Linked DNA regions of Homo sapiens: region 2 is linked to region 1. A link is an interaction called in ENCODE POLR2A ChIA-PET data of the cell type or tissue named here. Cell type or tissue: GM12878. All regions are shown on one strand. Each heading gives the region's core, and the rest is flanking DNA. Links, peaks and the distances in the headings are about the cores only.

Region 1 (10,322 bases), core at 1,664-9,663:
TTAGGAAATGCTCTAGTGCCCTGGAAGATACAAAGATCTTGCAGGAAGCAAGCCAGAGACGTGGGCTTAGGTAGATAATTCAATACAACCAAAATGCATTGTGTTTTTTTCTTTAGTCGAAAGGAGTTAAAGACTCACTGAGGTTTGTTAAGCTTCTCTGACTGAGAAGAGGTGCATTGTTGTGGCCCTTTCTGAGCTGCAATGTCATGTATCTGAGAGAAGAGAAAGCAAGTAAATTTATTCCCAGGTTTAAGTCTTGAAATATTTGTTGCCCAGGGTGTGAAGAAAGATATAAAGAGAAGATTATGCTCTCACATGAGGTGGATTTTTATGGATCTGTAAGAATTCTTACTTTTTTACCTTCATTTATATCCCCACCTTCCCTTTTCAGCCTAGTTGCCAGTCTCTCCAAAAAGATGAAACTCTACTTCCTTGCTGAATGTGTTTTGCCAATTCAGAATCTAGAAGGCCCTGTTGTTTCACTTGCTCTCCATCTGGTGCGTGACAAGCAGTCATGGCAGAAAATGAGCATGTGATTGGGTAGTAGGAATGGGCACTCAAGGTCATTACTCATGCCATGTTTCAAATGCACTGATGCACTGAGAAATGAAAGCAGCAACTATTCAGTTGCTAAAGCCGAGGTAGTGATTTCCATAATGGTGGTGACACCTGTTGAGGATGCTCCCACCAGAGGATTTGAGTTGGGTTAGGATGGGTTGAGATGTTGTCTACCACAGTCTGCCTTGCAGCCTATGTCATTTGCCACTTTTCCTTTGTTAAAAAACACATGGTTTACAGTTCCCTTTTCCTTCCAGCTCTTTCCTGGAGAGTAACCCCAGTTTGGTCCACAAGGCTTGCTGCCCAATCTTTGCCAACAGGTATGTACTCCTTTCTCATGTCCTACACAGATGCTAATGGATGGACGTGAGGATGCTCATGTCTAAGAACTGGAGAAGGTTTCCTGGAGTTCAGAATCCTCAAGCATATCATTCACCCAACCCTTCATTCTACTACCTATGAGCGTTGAGCAAGATAGTCTTCCTCTCCTATTCCCAGGTAGGGTGGAGCTGGTGGATTAGAAAGCCCCCTTTGAGAGCCATCTTGTTGGCATATACAATTACTGCAAATGAAGCAGGATAGTCAGCTGGCCACCTACACCAGAAGACAGGAGACTTGGAGTCCAGCTCTTGGCCTACTTGACCTAGAAAACAAGCTGGGCTTGATTTTTTAGAATCACAAACTTTTAGAACTGGAAGGGACCTGAGACAGAGGCAAAATGAACAGATGTTAACAAACAGAGTCATTAAAATGATTTTAGTGTTTAAATCATTTTAATGATAAAATAAAGCAGTAAATTTGGTTGAGGAAAATCTCTTACTTCAAAATTAGGCTTTTTAAAATTCCATTTAAAAATATGTTGGAAAAAAATCATAATAGCTACTTAGGTTATCTGTTCAGGAGAAAAATACTATTTGTGAGTTGAAAGTAGGTCAGTTTTAGCCGGGCACAGTGTTATGAGCCTATAATCCTAGCTACTCAGGAGGCTGAGGCGGGAGAATCGACTGAGAGTTCAAGTCCCACCTGGGCAACATAGCGAGACTCTGTCTCAAGAGAACCCAAAACCAAACAAACAAAAGAGAACAGGCTACTCTGATTGTTACACTGATTTTTCTTTAACTGATCATTTAGAGTAGAACACTCTAACAACCTGATAACAAATTTATTCACAAATGCTGAATACATTGGGTGTAAAAGGAAACTAGCTATAATTTTTAATATAGTGAAAGGCTGCATTAATAATAAACTCACTTATGAAGTGTGTGATCTTGGGCAAATCGTTGTATCTCTCTCGGCCTGTTTGGTCACCTGTGAGAGGGAAAAAACTAGACTCCACTAGGTTTTAATAAATACATTTCAAGTGGAAATGTATTTATTAAAATAAACATTCCATCTGAAATATATTTATGTCATTTATTTTCATTTATTTTGCCTCATAAAATATTTTTTGAATTATGGCAAATCTCCCACTAAAATATTTACTCTGCTTTCTACACTTAACTTTCCAACATGGTCCATCTGATTCCTCCTCTTTCATTGTGTCTTTTCCACCTGCTGGGCCCAGCCTGTCTCCAGCTGGTGGCATCCTAGGTTCCCACAGTTCCCAGGGCCTGGAGGGTAGAGGCTGATTCATATGAACAGAGGTAGTCAGGGCTCCAAGGAGATAGAGTCCTCTACCAGGTGTCTGCACAATAATAAGATTACTGACATCAGGGATGGAGTGTGGACGTAGGAGGAAGTTTTATCCTCTTAGGACTGGTGGAAAGACGTAGACTTTGCAATCAATCAAACTTAGGTTTGAATCCTAAGTCTGCTATTTACTGTGTGTAATCTCTATTAGTTCCTCACCTAAAATTGAAGGTACTCAGTTTGCAGGATTATTGGGTTAGAATGAAATAAACATTGGACGTGTAGCTAAAATATTGAGTATGTAGTAGGTTCTCCATAAGGGCAGCTAGTGTAGACTTTTTAGCTCTGATCAATGTGGAAGGCAGAAGTTCCTGCCCAGGTCTCTAGGCAAGATGTAGATGTTCAAAGTAGCTTTGAACTTTCTCAAAAATCCAAAGGCATTTTTGGTCATTTGTAAATTAAATCACCATGTTGTTTCCAGGACTAAATACGCTATAGACAGATGTAATAACCAACCTCATTAAAAAATCTTAAACTTTTTAAATATTAAGAATTTAAACAAAAGTGTATTTGGTAAACACTTTTATTTTTCTTTTAATTTCAATTGGAATAGCCTAACCTGACAACAATGTACCCACAAATGTTGACTACCTCTATTAGGTGTAAAAAGAACCCAGCTGTAATGTTTAATGTGGTGAATGGCATAAAGGAACATGCAAACTGATCCAAATGTTTATAAACCAAGTATTCCTCTGGGACTCAGTGCCCTGACTTTATGTTTTTTAAAACATAGAGAGTCAAGCTTTGTTCATACTTGAATTATGTACATTGCATTAGCCGTGCAATTTAACTTTAACCCACAGGACTGCAAAGAAAATTAGCTCAGCCTGCAGAACAACGAGACCACGAGCAAGTAAGCACGTTAATCAAAGTGAAAGGCTCACCCCTCACGTCTAGCTCCGTCCTTCTCCAGCCTGTGCCTGCCAGATTATTTCGGGTTCCTCGTGTTTGACTCGTCAAAGTGGCAGAAACAGGCTAAAATGTTCACTGTGGAAAAGGGATTTGCCTTTTAAATTAATGTTTGTGCACATGCCCCGAGGAGGCTGATGAGAAGCACGCAATTTTTTTAAATCATAAGTGAATGCATACCCTTGCCACTAGTAATCATGACAAAGCTTAAGTAATTCAGGCATGGGCATGGTTTTCTGAAAGTATAAAACAGGATTTACTAGTTGAGAATGTCTGCCTAAACAAGCTCATTGCTTTGAATATTTTCAACTATAGTTCACATTTGTTTAACCCGAGCAGGTCTGGTAAACGTACCACGTTTACTGATTGAGTGTCTTGGAACATCACAAAATAAACCAATACATGGCTTTTAGGCTAGTTTTGACAGAGGGTGGACAGAGAACCCCACAGGGGGTTTGGAAACTGCCCTGGCATCTGGCTTACAAGTACCAGTAGGGGACCTGACCACATTCACCACCCTTCCCTGTAAAGGGAATAGAACACTATTTACTCATCTCCTGGGAGCCTAATATGGATTACTGTTGTTGTCACTGTCATTTATTATTCCCGACAGAGGAGGCAGATGACTTAGTTCTATGTGGTCAGAGTTGATTCCATAACATGTATATTTAGCCTACATGATAATAATTTGCGAGTATTTTTAAATGAATGTCTAGCTTTCAAACGTCATTGATGGGGAATATCTCAACAGACATGAAGAGCATTCAATGCCTAGGTGTTTGCGTCAACCTCCTCCCACCCCACTCTAAGGACTCTGCTTCACAGATGACCGTATATTGAATTGGTGCCTTATAACTCAGCGTGATCATCTCTCTAATTCTCGACCCCCATGGTAAAGGAGGAATTGGCCTAAGGACACTCCATTCTAATTTTCTGACGCTGTCAATGCTAACCAGAGCTCATAGAGCAATGATGTGGGGGTGGGGAAGATGGTTCCACCATTGGTGTGAGACCAGGAGCTACTGTTTTCGTTAGAGCCACATTTATTTCTGGAGTAGTTGTGGGAGAGAGATGTACTCCAAAGAGAAGAGGACTCTTGCTATGGTTCAGGTATGACCCACCATCTGGACAACTCAACTCAGAGACTTTAAAGTGTATAGGATATAGGAGGGCAGGGTACATTCCATACACTAAGCTAAAAATCACTTATGCTCTGGGGCAGGAGATAGCATGAGAGCTAGAAACAAAAGATCCAGTTGTGAAACCTAGTACCTCAGCTAAGGTGTTTGAACATATTTTCTCTTTTAAAAAAATTCTGGGGAGCTTCAATGTGTTGCTAACCTGATTATTTTCAGCCAGTCCTTACAGAAGATTGAGGTGCTGGAAAACTAGCAACCCCAGAAAATATTAATTCATTTTTGCAAGCGTTAAAATTAACAACAGCATATTCAGTGATGCAATAGGCAATTAAAGACTTTTGGAGAGATAAGAAGAAGAAAACTATAAATATTATATATTCAAAATCAGTCTCAGCATTTTATAAAAATGTTGGCTTATGTCCAGGATCTAAGGGTGGGGGTGGGTATGGTTTCTTTGTAGCTATAGAGTGGAAAAGAATCTGTTCTATTTCCTTAAAAATAAAAGACTTCTTGTTTTATACAGCATGGCAAATAAAATGCTTTTTTGTTTTTTTACCTGCCGGCAGGATCTGGAGGAAATTTTGCTAGCAAGCTATGCTGTTTTCCTCTTTGGGGACCTGGTGACACTGGTTTTGCAGCAAAACCGTATTTGCTTATTAGGCATTTCTTAAAAATCCTGAATAAGCAGCTCTTTCAACAGTTTTTGTTCCACATGTTAAACATTTCATTGCAATTCGAGCTTTGAGTGTGTGTGTGTGTGTGTGTGTGTGTGTGTGCGCGTGTGTTGATAGGAAGGAATGAAAGGGGGTGCATAAGAATTCTTGAATGTTTTTTATTTAAAAAATTAATTCCTCACCATTACATATTGAACTATCTGCAGAAGGTGATTCCAATTTATTACATACCACCAAACTAGATCCCATCAATCTTGAGCAGTGGGGGTAGGGAGGTGGTTTTGAAGATGACATGAAATTTGGTGTTTGAGTAGATGAGATTTAATTTTCGGAAAACATTTCACTCATAAAACGGATATCAACCCAGTGTCAGCACTGACCTCCTGATGTCAATGTCATCATGCAAGCATAGCTAAAATAAGCCTCAAAGTAAAACAAAGAAACATTGCATCTCAGCACAACACGATTTCTTCTCTTACAGTATGTACTATCTATAGCCTTTTGGTATTCCTATTAATGGCTTGTTACTTTAAAATTTAGCTTTTGGAGGGGGAGGGAGAAGATAAATCATTTTGCATTTTCTGTGTTCTGAACGCATACAGTATGCTGCTGTAAGTCTTAGTATTATTTAGGTCAGTATCCTAAGGATAGCTTTAATCGTTCATGATGGTCAGCTATACAGCCAGAGGAATTCAGCATCAATTTATTTTTCTGTTCTGATTTTATTCTGCTTCCAAGTTTTAAAAAATCCATTCACATTTTAATAAAATTCTGAGGCGGTATCTGCCGCTCTGTACTGCAGATACATTTAGCAGGATACATTTACACTGCTTGTGGTTAAAGGTTATAGCACGGATACAGACAGCTGATCATGCATTTTTCTACAAGCCTGCCGGCACCATTTAGGATTTTGAAAAATAATCTAGAAATGCTATACCCTTTATCAAAATTATTTTTTACTTTGCAAGAGCTTAACAGTTTTGGTTTTTTCTTAGCAATTCTATAAAATTAACATCTATAAAATGCATCCCGGACCAGATACATACTGTATTGAAAGCTTTCTTCAGGAAGAGAATATGAGAGTGTTCTTTCCAGCTTATTTTCTTCCTTAGCAAAAGGATTGTTTGATTCTCAGAAGCAGAAGGACACATTCATTGTGGAGCAGCTCTGCTTAAGTGTATGAAATGCCTTCTGTCTGGTTGCAGAATTTGGAGTTTACTAAACAGTGTTTAGTGATTGGGCTCATCTTGCATCACCAGTTGATGACATTTTTCTTTGTTCCCTCCTACCCAGTTGAACCAAGACTCTGAGGCTGATATGCAATGTCACTTACAACATTAATCAGATACTGCATTTAAGGTGAGCTGTCCCTTGCCTCCTCCTTCCCCAGTGCTCGTGTGCTGCATGCAGTGCGTATCTTGCTTCTGCGAGCCTAAGATGGCAGGCAGGATTAGCCGTGCTTGTGCTGTGTGTGCATGCTGTGTCTAGAATTCATTACACGTTGCCTAGTATTTCAGATGTGAGTATGTAAATGCTCTGTATGCCATATCATCTGGTAGCGAAGACTTGTTTTTGCCTCATTACAGCCTTAGATATTTCAACATCACCTTTCATTTCCAATTCATTTGCTTCTGGATGTTTGTTTTTCATCACATTCAAAATATGATTTTACCTTTTTTTTTTTAACAAAACCAAAACCCCCCACAAACCCTAAAAACAAAAACAACAACAACAAAACTCTGCTACCAGATGGTGTCTCTCCTTTCTTCGTGCATTTGCTGTCTTTTAAATAATGTATGTTGTATTGTTAATTAATGTGAATATCAAATTAAACACTTGAAACTTACATGTTTATTATGCAGGTAGGAGGCAAGGTGGATTCTATTTTTAACTCTTATGCACTCCATCATGTGCAAGCAACTTGGGTTCTCAAATTTGTATTTTCAATGCTGGTATCAGTGGTTTGATTTTCAGCAAATGTGACAGTGGCCTTTGCAGTGGTCAGCTCCGAGCTTTGAACTCTCAGAGGAGGAAGGGGAAAAAAATTCAACACACCACCTCCTTGGTTGCAGTCTCAGAAAAACCTTGGATGAGAAACTTCTTTTTTCAATCCTGTTTTCCTGTTGATAAATTCAGTTCTGTGATCACAGTTCATTCAAGCTGTTCTGCGTATGATTTTTGTGTGTATGTGACAATTGCATCTAAAACTTGTGAGCAAGAAGACAGAGAAATCAGTTGGTCTCCATCGCTTTACATAAAAATGGCTGAGTGTCTTGTCATGCTAGCACTGCATTAAGTGATGCATACAGGTAGGTTGAAATTTGCATGTTTTTATAGTTTTTTTTGAGCCATGCAGCAAGAACATTAGATGCATTAGAATATGACTTTTAAAAAAACAAAAATTAAATAAGACAGCTGTAATCTTTTGGGGGAGGGTTTTTAATTGGACAGCCTCTGCTATTCAGATAGTATATAAATGTATAGCTTTTACAAACTTAGTAAATGATTCTGCCATAAAAGGGAGATTTTTTTTAAAAAAAAATCATATATATGATAGGTGTGGTGCCATTAGACAACAAAAGAATTTTTTGAAAAGAGTGATGATTCAGCTCCATTTCAGCTTGAAACTAAAAATAAATGGGTTTCTGGAGATGATTTCAAAGAGCGTAAACAAGCTTAATAAGAAACATTAAAAATATTTAAATTTTAAGAAGCGGTCTTTAAACGTGTTTATGAAAGATGAAAATAAAAACTGATATGCTTCCAAAATTAATTTTAGGTAATATACAAGAATACATTATATTATGTATATAATTTGGGGGGATGAGGAGTTACAATTTTTAAAGAGGGAAATATTAAATATAGATGGCCCTCTTAAAAGAAATAGAGCTTCACTAAATGAAACCGAGCCCCTAGAATGGTTCATTGCAGACCATATAGCTGTGGTTCTGGCACTTTTCAAAATAATTTCATGAGCTCTTTCTTTTGAACTTAACTTCTCAAATATATTTTAGTTTCAAATTTAACACTGGGCCAGAACCTGTTTCCTTGGTAACCAAATCGTATTTAAACATGTAATAACAGATATGCAAAAGAATGTCTTTAAAAAGGAAACAAATGTTTAATGAAAAATTTACAGTTCTTTTTCCTCTCATATAGAATCTGAACTGGTTTTAGATGGTTTTTAATGCGGTCTTCAAGCCTTAAAAATTAAGCCATGTTTCTAAACATATAGAGAAAGCTTGCACAGTGACAGCTTTTCTCTCCCTCCTTTGTGCTCAGTACTTTCAAAATTAAGGTTTTCTTTGCAGTATGCTCCAGAATGCAGGTCAAGGTTTGTGTACAGAGGTGTAGTTTCATTATCACAAGTTCACCAGCGCCACTGAAACAAAAGGTATTTCAGAAATTCTGAGAATCAGAAAATGCTTGTACTCTTGCCTTCCCTGATCCCTCCGTTGGTAACCTCAGTGCTGTCGGTAGAAAAGGACCCACATCCAAGCCTACCCCTCCAATGACAAGTGCACCCTGAACCTTTGTGGAAATATCTCTATAGGTGTGTTAGGAAGATGGTGCTAAACCTGAAACCTCCCCGAGGTTTGCTTCAATGTGAAGAACATTGAGATTCAAAACCATCTGTGTAAATGGCTGCTTTATTCTAGCAGTTTAACTAATATTCTATTCCATAGCACTATCGTAGAATTGAACCTCTCTAATGGGCTGAAGGGTGGTGGTGGTTGTTGTCATGTTGTTTTGTGGCCAACTAAAATATTTTGCTTGGAGTCTTTCTCTGGTTCAATTATTTTGGAACGTGATTCATCTCATACTGATTTTGTTCTCCAGGCTTGCCATGAAATACCCTTCCTGCAACACCTTTTTTTTTTTTTTTTTTGGCTGTTGGGAGCCATTTTCCTTCTTGCCTGTGACTTTAAATGACTAAGTACATTTTGAATATAGTATCAATCAGAAGATTGTAAACTGAAGGGAAATATCAGAAACCTGATTCAATATTGCCTATTTTTTTTAGTACCAACAGCATTAACAGTTGCAATAGGATCAAGCTAATTGTCATTCGCTCTTGAGCAAATAATGAGCCAGGCATTTATAATTAAAACACTACTGCTAGTCAGAAAGCTTATAACTACAATGTCTTCTATTTTGATAGGCCAGTACAAAGTAATCATTTTGCACCTATTTGAATCTTAATTACAAGATTAGATGGATGCAATGCAATTGTTTTACCATTAAAATGAATGCCTGATAGATTCAACAGTGTATTTCTTCTTTATAGAATGTCGATTCTTTTGTTTGTGACTCAAGCATGGTTGCGTCATCTTGTAGATTTTCATACTTAATGGCGTTTTTTTGTGGCATTATTCACTTATGTTGCTCTTAGTCTTGCCTAAAAGAATTTTAAACCCAATTCAAGGATCTAGAAAGCCAAATAAGATTGTTGGGAAGTGTATCGTACCATCGTCATTCTAATAAATAAACCAGTGAATAGAATAATAATTACTATATATTACTTCGTTGTGTTTCACCTTAATACTTTGCCTTCATATTTCACAGCAATCTTGACAAGGCACAAAGCTTTCCTAAACTTACCCATTTACAATTATTATTGAATTTCCAAGATTAGCTGAAAATGCTTCTTGATGATTGTAGAGGATGGCACTTACCCCATCTCATTGTTTGAAAAGCTATCCTGAACCCATTTACACTTTTTGGCTCCGGTATTTTTACTGGGCAGGCCAGAGCAGGTGTGACAGCAAGACTGTGCAAACAATTGCACTGTTCTCACCAAAACAAAATGGGCAAATATGTGGTTTTCTGTTGGAATGATTTATAATATAAAATACTATAATATTTATAATACTATAATACCAAGATTGCATCTCTTGCCATAATACTAGAGTGGTATTGATCTACCCCATCCATTTCCATGGATCCCCCGGAGATGGACTGGGAATCAGACTATGACTTAGAGCCTCTTCACTGTTATGTGAGAAGAATCTAGAAAGAGATCTAGCACTTTCTCTTTAGTACTAGGTCATGCTAAGTCTTTAAGTTCCTGGTACCATGTGGTTCATTCTAACAGCTCCTTTCCAAGGGAAATCCTGTTCTTAACAGCTCTCTTGGTAAATAAACAGTCAACACATTTATTGAGCATCTGCTACATGCCAGGCATATTCCAGAGGACGGGAGGGTGCTTGCAGGGAGGGGAATAAGCAAAAATATAGATGTAAATAAAGAAGGCAAGTGCACAGAGGAAAATTAAAAATTTTAAAATGAAAGTGGGCCAGGCACAGTGGCTCATGCCTGTAACCCCAACACTTTGGGAAGCCAAGACGGGAGG
Region 2 (10,322 bases), core at 745-8,744, 54 kb before region 1:
AGAAGGTGGGGCATAACTCCATACTCCTTAAGTGTGGGCCACACATAGACTTCCTTCCAAAGAGTACAGCATGGAAAGGGGGAAAAAGAGAAATCTGACAAACACTATCTTAGCCAGGCGATCAAGGTCAATATCAACAGTGATGATGTTGATGGTCTGTACCTTGATATGATGTGACAGGAACAGCACCTTACCTCTGCGGTCTTCCTCCCCCAAACCCATGACCCCAGTCCAACCGTGAGAAAAATGTCAGACTAAAATTGAAGAAAATTCTATAAATACTTGACCAGCACTTCTCAAAACTGTCTGGGTCATCAAGAAAACAAGGAAAATGTGAGAAACTGTCAAAGCCCAGAGGAGCCTAAGGAGACGTGACAACCAGATGGAATGTGGTCACCTGGATGCTTCCTTAGAACAGAAAAAGGACACTAGTTAAAAACTAAGGAAACTGAATAAAGCTTGGACTTTAGTTAATGATACTATATCTGTATTGGCCTGTTAGTTGTAAGAAATGCACCACACTAATGTAATACATGAATAATGGAGGAAACTGGGTAATGGGTATATGGGAATTCTTTGTACTATCTTGTCAACTTTTCTCAAAATCTAAAAACTACTGTAAAATAGAAAGTTTATTTTAAAAATATATAAAGCTAATTGCCAGGGAAACGACTGGTTGGAAAGCTACTGAGACTCTGTGTCTTCCAATCTTTCCTGAAAACCCTTGAGAAATTTTATAACCACATGCAGAACTAGGTCATGCCTCTGGTGGCTGCTGCACCAAGATTAATGGGGAAAGATTCTGGTTGTATAGTCTAATGCTTGAAGTTCAAGATGGGAAAGCCAGGAGAAAAGGTAAGGTAATTCATCATTTTACATAATATATTCATCATTCATTCGTTCGCACGCCGCTGCACAGAAACAGTGACACCCTCTCTTCCAGTTCACCTTCTCCCAGTCTCCTTCATGGACTTCTCTGTCTATCCATGCTTAAAGGTGGTGTTTTTCATACAATTTCATGTGCATAATACCCGACATTTTTCTGTCCTCAGCCTCATCTACCACTTATTTGCCAATGACTCTCAGATCTAGAGATAGATCCACTTGTCTACAGCCATCCCCATTTGAATATCCCACATGCACAGCACATCTGCAATGGCACTTAGCACCTCCTCAAAACTTGTTGAAGCCACTACTCTTTTCTTAATCTCTCTTTCTGTGAATGATGTCACCACCCCCTCATTTACTCAAATCAGAAACTCAACCTGAACTTCTTGTCCATCCCAGAAATCCCCTCAGCTACCAAACTGTGCACACTCTACCTCCTAAATGTTTCCTGGGTCTAGGCCCTTCCCTCCAACCTCAGCACCTTAGCCAGCTTCTTATCATGTCTCATCACAGAGCCCCTACCTGGACTCCTCCAGCCCCTGGGTAACCCCCACACTCCCCACACAGAGCGTCTCTAAAACACAGCCCAACCACACCACTCCTGTGCTGACAACCCTCCAAGGCGCTCTGTCACCCCTGGAATGCAGCCAGGCTTCTCTGCCTGGCACACAAGGCCCTTCTTTCCCCTCTTGTCATTCCCTCCTCATCTCCTTTCATGTTCCCAAACGCACCTTCTGCTCCCACCAAACTACTGGGGATTCCCTTTCCCAATTTTTCCCATGTCCTACTCCTACTTGGTCTTCAAAATTCAACCCAAGCTCTCTTTGGGAGCATTCCCTGAGCCCTCCAGGCCTCCTCCTGAGTGCTCCCATAGGTGCTCCTCCCCTACCTGTCTCCCCGTCCCCCAGTCGTGCATAGCTCTGCCATTGCTCTCATTCTTTCATCCAATAATTGGCTAGTCTGAATACTACAAATACAACAGCGAACAAGCCACAAAAGAAAAAAACCCCGCCTCCTTGGAGCTTTTACTCTCTGCACACTAGTTTTCCTGTCTTTTCCCCTTGAAGGTGAGAACCATCCTTTATATGCTTCTTAAGCACTTAGCATAGTGCCCAGCACATGGCCAGTGCTCAAAAATATAGATGAGTATGTGAAGGAAGGTCCCTGACTGTGTTCCTCCCATCCTTCATGCCATTCAACGAAAGGAATTAGAGAAATGCCTTCAACATGCTCAGGAAAAATAACTTCGATACATCACTCCATCCCTTCCCACATCCTTCTCCCAGCTTAATTTTATTTCCCTCGGAGCGGCACACGTTTAATGACTCGTGACTGTACATCCTTCTTTGAGGGTCTCCACTTGCCTCTGGAAAGAATAATACTGCCACAAGCAGAGTATTATACATGCTACTTGTTTGTTTTTAATTTTAACAATCAACGTATATAAGCACAAAGAATTATATTTCTAGGGCAAGACATACAAGTTATAAAACGTGGTGCCATGTAGCAGTGATATTAAGGGACCCAGAGGTTAGGGACAGGGGAGGAGAGCAGAAATGGAAGGTTAATTTTCTCATCTTGTAAAATGGAAGTTTCCAGATACTGCATTACATTTATGTGTCAATAACTAGAATCCTATATTTCAACCTCTATTGCTTTTCATTGTACAGCTTTTGGTACTGTTTGGATTTTTTTTTAATTAGAAAATTTTAGAAAACTCGTTGGAATAGAAAAATAATGAAGGGTGGTGAGGCACGGTGGCTCACGCCTGTAATCCCAGCACTTTGGGAGGCCAAGGTGGGTGGATTGCTTGAGCCCAAGAGTTCAAGACTAGCCTGGGCAACATAGTGAGACCTTGCCTCTATAAAAAAATTTATATATCTACATATATTGTATATATATATCACATATAATTTATATACATTTATTTATGTATGCATGTATTTTATATATATAAAATAATGAAGGAGAGATGACATATTTATTGTGGAAGAAAGGTGGCACAGTCACCAGGAGGTTCTTTGAAGAGTTCCTTCCTCTGGAGTCATGATGGGCACTGGGAGGTGTACGTGTCCAGTGTTGACTATAGCCAGTGGCCTCAGGGAGTGTGTCTGGTCCAGCTTTCAGCTGACAGCTTTCTCATCAGTGCTGGGTCACTGGCTGCAGCTGCAATTAATGCGCTCTCCTGACTAAGGGTACCATGGAACGTCCTCTGCCTTTGCCCCCCAGAGCCTTGGGAACAGATTCCTGGAAATTCTGAGCAAGGTGCTAGCAAGTCCATTGCAACCCACTCACCAGAAAGCCTTCCTCCACTGATGGGGGATGTACGGTGGCTGTCTTTGTCCCTCTGTGTCCCTTTTCTGATGATGTCATTCTCAGCCACCCTGTGGAGTTGTTGGAAAGAACACAGCCTCTGAAACCAGAGGACCAGGATGAGAGGGTGTTCAGGCCCTCCCTTGTTCAGGGACCTTGTGTCAGACACTCAGACTCTTTATGCTTCTGTTCTTGCCACCCTGCCCAAATGCACTGCTGTGGTTTGAATGCTCCCCTCAAAATTCACGTGGAAACTTAATCCCCAATGGGGCAGTATTGAGAGGTGAGGCCTTTAAGAGTTGATTGAATCATGAGGGCTCTGCCCTCAAAAGTGGATTAATCCATTCATGGATTAATGGTTAAAGGGTTATCACAGGAGGGGAACTGGTGGTTTTACAAGAAGAGGAAGAGAACCTCGCCATGCGATGCCTTGTGCTACCCCAGGACTCTGCAGAGAGTCCCCACCAGCAAGAAGGCTCTCACCAGATGTGACCCCTCAACCTGGAACTTCCTGGCCTCCATAACTAAAGGAAATACATTTCTTTCCTTATAAAATACCCAGTTTTAAGTATTCTGTTATAAGCAACAGAAAACAGACATGTACTTTCCCCATGTCTCCAGATCCTTATAATGATCAAAGAGAAGATATATGTAGAGTTCCTCTGTCAGCTCAAATATTATTACTAGCAGCATCTCTTTGAACTTTTGCTTATAAGATCTTCAATTCCAACTCCATCTCATGAGTCATGACATCAACTCTAAATATCTCATTTACTCTTCTGTTGAAGCATGCACTATGCAATGTGTGACACAGGTGAACGTGTACCTTATGGAATAACATGCCTAAGAGCTCTGGGGTGATTGGGCAAAGTCCTTGGTTATGTTCCCACCTGGAGAATCTATTTCACTCTAGGCAACTACTGGACAAATTCAGGCTACTGATTATGTAGGAGAGAGAGACAGAGACAGAGCTGGCTAGCCCTAATATGTCACCATCAAATTGTGTCCAGTGAGGGAATGTCTTACACTGTCGTCCCCATGGAAGTCTGTAGCCTGAGTACAGCTTTCACCTGTACAGCACTGATGTTTATGCCTGCTTCAAGAATGACTGTGTTTGGGTTGTTTTTTGTTTTTTGTTTTTTTTTTATTGCTCACACACAAATGAGAAGGAATTACTGTATTTTTGTGTAGGTGTTTGTGTTCACTTTGCTGGTTTTAGGAGAGACTTCAACATGGGGCCATTCTTCTCTGTATTCCTTAGGCTGCAAGTGTGTCATAGTAAGCTGAGGCTGAGCCTGAGGCTGGGAGAGAGTTAAGGTGTTTCCCATTCATGGGTTTGAGCAGAAGAGGAAAGATCTGAGAAGCGCTGACCGAGCCAGGAAGCTGCTTTCACCAGCCGATGAACAAGTGTCTGGTGATCATGCATCTGTGCTTGGACAGGATTCTTCTGGGAAGGCCTGTGAGTCAGGGCCCCTGGGAGTCCTCGGCTGGGGACTTCAAATGAGTCACTGTGCTTTCTGATGCCTGACAAATAAGTGGAAGATAATGCACTTGCCTTCAGTCTGGAAGACGTGTGACCCTTTGGGGAAGAGGGTCAGCAGCGGGGAATTGTGTCACCAACGTTTCTTTTTCTGACCCTTGGCCTTTCCTGCAGATCCACGTCAAACACCATAACTGAGCAGCTTGATGTCTCATTTTTGTGCTTATCTTGTTTTTCATCCTAATACTTTTTTCCTAAGTTGAATCATTCAGGGCTCTTGATGGCCTCTGAAATGAGTTGAATTTTCCTAGCCTGTCATTCAAATTCTGGCCCCTTCCTATTTTCCCATTGAGAATGCCCTGCTACTCCAACCAAATTCATCAGCTGGCCATTCCCTGAGTGCACCCAGACAGTTCCACCCTTGCTCACATTTCTCCTCTTGTCTGTGTCTTGTCTACACACCCCTTCTCTTTTTATGTAAACCTATTGAAATTCTGCTCTAGTCCCACATACTGGGTGGCAGTGGCCCCTTCCCCAACTACTCTAGCACCTGGCAACTCCTCTCAGCTCTGAGCCCTGCAGCCCTAGCTGCACCTCCAAACTTGGCACAGGCTCTCACCCGGCCACCTCTCCTTTATGTTGGGGATGTGTCTTGTACTTTGCTGTATTTCCAGAGCTTGTCAGGGGCTATAATATGTAATGGGTGCTCCATGATATTTGCTGTAGATAAGGATGAAACGATCTGCCGCCCTGAGCAATGCCCTGAATGCTTGTTCCTGGCGCCCTTGGCTTCTAGAAGAGCCTGCAGATGGAGTGGGGGAGGGATGCCGAAAGAAGAAACCCAGAGGGCAGCTCTGCTTATATATCTTCTGTACTGAGGTTTCAAGTAACATTAGCTTAAGAAAAAAGATTCTGTGCTGAAAATTTGAAAACTACTGGAAACTATTGTTATTGTTTCTACACCTAATTGATAAACTAGGGGAAATTCATACCCGACATTCAGTGGCACAGAGAACTCATCAGAAAAGGAAGGATACAGAACAAGTGTGGGCATTTTACATGGCACCAGGAAAAAAATACCTGTCCTGTAGAAAGGGGTTTCTTAAACAATGAACTTGCCAAGACCATCTAAATTCTAGAAGTTTGCATTTTGGGTCTCAAGAGGTCACAAGTGATTGAAGCTCCACAGTGAGTTCTACAAGGGGTTGGAGATCTGGCTCCTTTGTAAAATCCTTAGCAGGCCTTTGAGGGCCCCAGGGGACAGTGTAAAGCCCAGACTCATTGTTTGCTCCGGTAAAGCCTTGTTCGGATACAGGAGACAGAAGCCAATGCCAACTGGCTCAGTTAATAGGGGACTGGGGTTGGTGTGAGGTTATAGGTAAAGGAGACCTAGGACAGCAAGTCAGACTCAGCCAGGCCCAGGAAACCAGCACGGGAGAGTCACTCACATGGTTGGTTGCTCACTCCAGGCCCACTTCATCCCTGCTTCTGTCTGCCTGTCTCTGCTTGACATCTACCAGCCCAGAGTCCACAAGACCTCATGGCTCCAAAGCCTGCTGCTATCTGGATGGCCAGCCACAGATGGCCTGCCACTCAGATCACATTTGTGAGATGGAGGCTCAGGTTGACCAGGCACAGCCCCTGCTGGGTCCACTCCATGCCTAATCAGTGAGAGGAAGGGGTTACCACAGGATCAAGAAGCACCAACAGGGCTGGCTGCAGAGGGTGGACAAGTAGAGCCCAGGCTGCCAAGACAAGGGCAGTGTGGGTGGGGAAAGAGTGCCCAGCCTTGCATTGACCCCTTGCCTAGCACCCTCATGGACCCAGAGACATCTGGCCCTGCAATTTGTTGGGTTTTGGAGCACACACTCACTGTGTAAGCACAGTAATATTGCAGTGGATATTTTCATAGCCAGCTTCCACCAATGATTGTAAGTTCTTGCTTCCTCCTAGGGCTGCAGTCTAGTTTCTCCCTCACAGTGTGGATCTTACAGCTTAGGGTGGAATCTGGTTGGCCAATTTTTCAGCTTTGACAACATGGAAAGTCAGAAAATAGACTTTCATAAACAGTGTGGTTGCCTCTTACATAAAAGGTAGTGTCTAAAGTCAGCACACACAGGGAAATACATGGAATCAAAATGTCTCCTGAGAATCCTTTGAATCACCCATAAAGAATGGGACGCATACATCTCTCAGGAAGCCTAATATAGCCATTTTCTTCTAGCACTAGACAGACCATGTGTTTTTGGCTGACAACCAAGCAATGTGGTTGGTTTGCATTCAGGATCATGTTTAATGAAAAATCTTTAGATCCCTTCTCAGGTATTTAAAAGAAAAAAAAAAAAGCTATGTGCCAAAGAGGCCCATGGTAACCTAGAACCTCAGGGAAATGCAGGTTCTCTCTGAGGCATCTTCTCATGGGAATGTGAGGGGGGATGCTTTCAACATTAAATCGCCTCCCTGCCTTCCTTCTTTCCTCCCTCCCTCCATTTTTCCTTCCTTCCTTCCTTCTTTCCTTCCTTCCTTCCTTCCTTCCTTCCTTCCTTCCTTCTTTCCTTTCTTCCTTCCTTCCTTCCTTCCTTCTTTCCTTTCTTCCTTCCTTCCTTCCTTTCCTTCCTTCTCCCTTCCTTTCTCTCTGGGAAGGATATATTGTTAAATTGCCTTAGGTTAGCTGTACATGGGATGTCACCATAAGAGGACAGCACCCCTGTCTGTCCCTCTCCCCTTCTCGCACATGGGGATGAGATACTCTCTCAGGCAGGGACTGTCCTGTGGTCTGCAGTGCCTCTCCCTATACCTTCCCCAGCCCCCGGCACCACATATCCTAGCCCCCTGCATGCGCTACATCCTGCTGTAATGACCCCTGATTAACGAGTTGATTCTAACCCTGCTGTGCCCAGTTCCTCTACCTGAGAAGTGAGCTTTAACAAAGAAGGAGACAGGCTGCATAAAATTAAAACACCTGATTTTGAACAATTAGCTAGATATGGAAGGCTAATCTTTCAGATCATCTTTCTAAAAATGAAAAAATGGACTAGATCTCTGGTCCTTAAACTTGGCCATCCATCAGAATCACCTGCAGAGCACAGATTCTGGTTCAGTAGCTCTGGGGCAGGTCAAGAATCTGCATGTCTGACACTACCGCCTCTGCTGCCGACACTACCGCTTCTGCTGCCGTCACCACTGCCAGGTCTGCCCCACTCAATGCTGGTGCTACCGGTCAGCCAGAACCACACTGCATATCCCTGGAAAGGGTGCTTGGTTGGAAGGCCTTTGTGAGAGAAACAGCCTTAGTGTCCCTCGTGCATAAACTGAGGATAATAGTTGTCTGCTCGTGTTATGTAGATTTGTTGCGAGCACTAAATGACTTAATATTTGTAGTGTTTAGAACTGTGTCTGATACAAAGTAATGGCCATACAAGTGTTTTTAAGTAACAGTAATTTTTAGAGTCCCATGCCTATTATCCACAAGTAAACTCTAGTCTTATACCTCTAGAACAAATGAAATCAACTTCCTTAGATACAGCTGAAATCCTGGCCTGAGTTCAGCTGAAAGCCTGGGCTTAGATGGCTGGAAAACAAAATAAGAAGTGTGAATGTTCCTCATAACTTTTCCCAGCCCTGGAGCACAGATAACCTACAAGATCTGGACTGAATCTGCTGTTTCAGGCAGCATGATGCCCTGGGCTGGGCTGGAAGAGACAGGAACAGGCACAGGCCTTCCGTGGCTGCTGCCTTGGCCACTGATGGCACAATTATCATTCCCCACAACAGGGCCCAGCTAGCCTCAGATCACCTCCCAGAGGCACCTCTGCTGAACTCTCCATGACATGTTGGTCCCACCAGTTTCTATCAATCACATCCGCATGCTGTTTCATCACAATAGTAACCACTGTTTAAAATGACCTGATTTATGTGTATCTGTTTATTTATTATGCCTTCTCCACTAGAATGTAAGCATTTATGTCTCATCCTCTACTACACCCCAGCACCTAGCACAATGCTGACACATAGTAGAATGCTCAGTAAATATGTGTTGAATGTATGAACCACAAGTGTCAAAGGGTATGAAATTGAAGGGGAAAATATCATATATTCTTTTCATTTTGCCTGTCATCACCTTTCTCTCTCTTACTACTGTGAGTTGAAAGCTGCTTTCTAAGAGCCAGTAGTGTGAAGCAGACTACTAGCAGACTGAAAGCAGACAGTCCTGTGCTGGAACTGCTAACCATGGGAGAAGGGACCCTCCCAACTTTACTTGGAAGGCTCTCAGTCTTGCCTGACTGCTGGTCGATGGGACGTTTGTCTTAAAGTATCAGCAAAGTACAAAGGCACTGGCTGGTGCCTGGATGAGCTTTATTCTCAGAAATATTCACATACTCTAAATGGGAGATGTCAAACCCATGCCAATAGCTCCATTAAAACCCAGGCTTCCCACCAAGAGCAACTGGCATGGTTTTCTATTTGCTTCTCTTGACCATCAGTGATAAAATTTACTATTTTATATAGAGAGACAGAACATGTGTTGGGCATCTCAGTAGTTCAAACCAAAGACAGAAAAACACCTCTTACATGTATGTAATAGATTTTTTTAAATATACAGTTTTCCTTTTTTTAATTAATTCATTTATTTATTATAGAGATGGAGTCTCACTGTGTTGGCCAGGGTGGTCTTGAACTCCTGGCCTCAAGCAATCCTTCCACCTCAGCCTCCCAAAGTGCTGGGATTACAGGTGTGAGCTACCACACCTGGCAGTAATAGATGAATTTACTTGTACAACAAACACAAATTTTTGTGTTGTGCGGTTTCTCACTAGGGCCACGGTCGGCCTCTGGGCAGAGATACTATTATGTGGTGTGGGATTTTCCCACATGGTAGGACATTTAGCATCCCCCGTCCCTGGGGAACTAAATGCCAGTAGCCCCCAGGAGAATTTGTGACATCCAGAAAATGCCCCCAGGCATTTCCAAACACCTTCTGATGGGTGAGACTGCCCATTTGAGAATCACTAGGCAGGGAAAAGTAAATTCCTTCATTTTACTTCAAATGGGGTGTGTTAGCATCATCTTGCTTGAGCAGCTTTAAAAAAATAGTTTCTAATTACGTACATAACACATTCTCTTTGCAAACAAATCCTATAGATAAAGCTGAAGTCTCCTTTGACGCCCACTTCCAGTTCTAGTCACTCCCCGCTTCTCTGAGGAAGTGAGAGTAACTGACATGGTTTCTACCTTCAAGACCCTTTGCTTTATGTTTATATACAGATGTAGGAACCTGCATACAAGTATAACGGAGTGTTGTTGGTGTGTGTTTGTGCTGTGTATTTCATCTGCAACTTGAATTTTTTACTCCACAATACCTGTTGAAGGTCTTTCCATGTCCAAACACGTAGAAATGCCTCATCCTACAGCCGAGTAATATGTAATGACTGCACAGCATTTTATCATGTTGATGGGCCTCTTAGCAAAGAGCTGCAAAGGAAATCAATTCCCTGGATGAGGCGTTGCCTGTGGTCTGGTCACAGGACCAAATTAGACAAAAGCTGAGGTCATTTTGAATCATCCCCTCCAACCCTGCCGCAGTCCACAGAACAAAGCAGTGGCCTGACTTGAATTTGAACATAGTATCTCTAAGCCTGGG

What was found. Peaks named below come from ENCODE experiments on the same cell type or tissue, not always from the same donor. Only the 100,000 strongest peaks of a DNase experiment are listed, where the experiment ranks them.
Region 2: POLR2A ChIA-PET joins it to region 1 with 5 read pairs; 3 of 35 experiments call an interaction of 5 or more read pairs at or near these places.

Annotation. Positions count from the first base shown.
Region 1 is chr3:141,380,610-141,390,931 of GRCh38, forward strand. ZBTB38 (zinc finger and BTB domain containing 38) reads left to right here. Exons shown (of 6, transcript NM_001376113.1): 3 at 816-878; 4 at 6,263-6,328. Among named protein-coding and RNA genes, the nearest start is that of ZBTB38, 17 kb to the left of the region's middle. RefSeq lists an enhancer at 6,947-7,176. In GM12878, for the core only: no CTCF peak of the experiment used is centred there; a DNase peak (open chromatin) is centred at 6,312; H3K4me3 peaks cover 7,203 bases; H3K27ac peaks cover 8,000 bases.
Region 2 is chr3:141,327,213-141,337,534 of GRCh38, forward strand. It overlaps a transcript of ZBTB38 not described here. Among named protein-coding and RNA genes, the nearest start is that of ZBTB38, 36 kb to the right of the region's middle. RefSeq lists an enhancer at 10,119-10,198. In GM12878, for the core only: no CTCF peak of the experiment used is centred there; DNase peaks (open chromatin) are centred at 1,269 and 4,629; H3K27ac peaks cover 2,827 bases.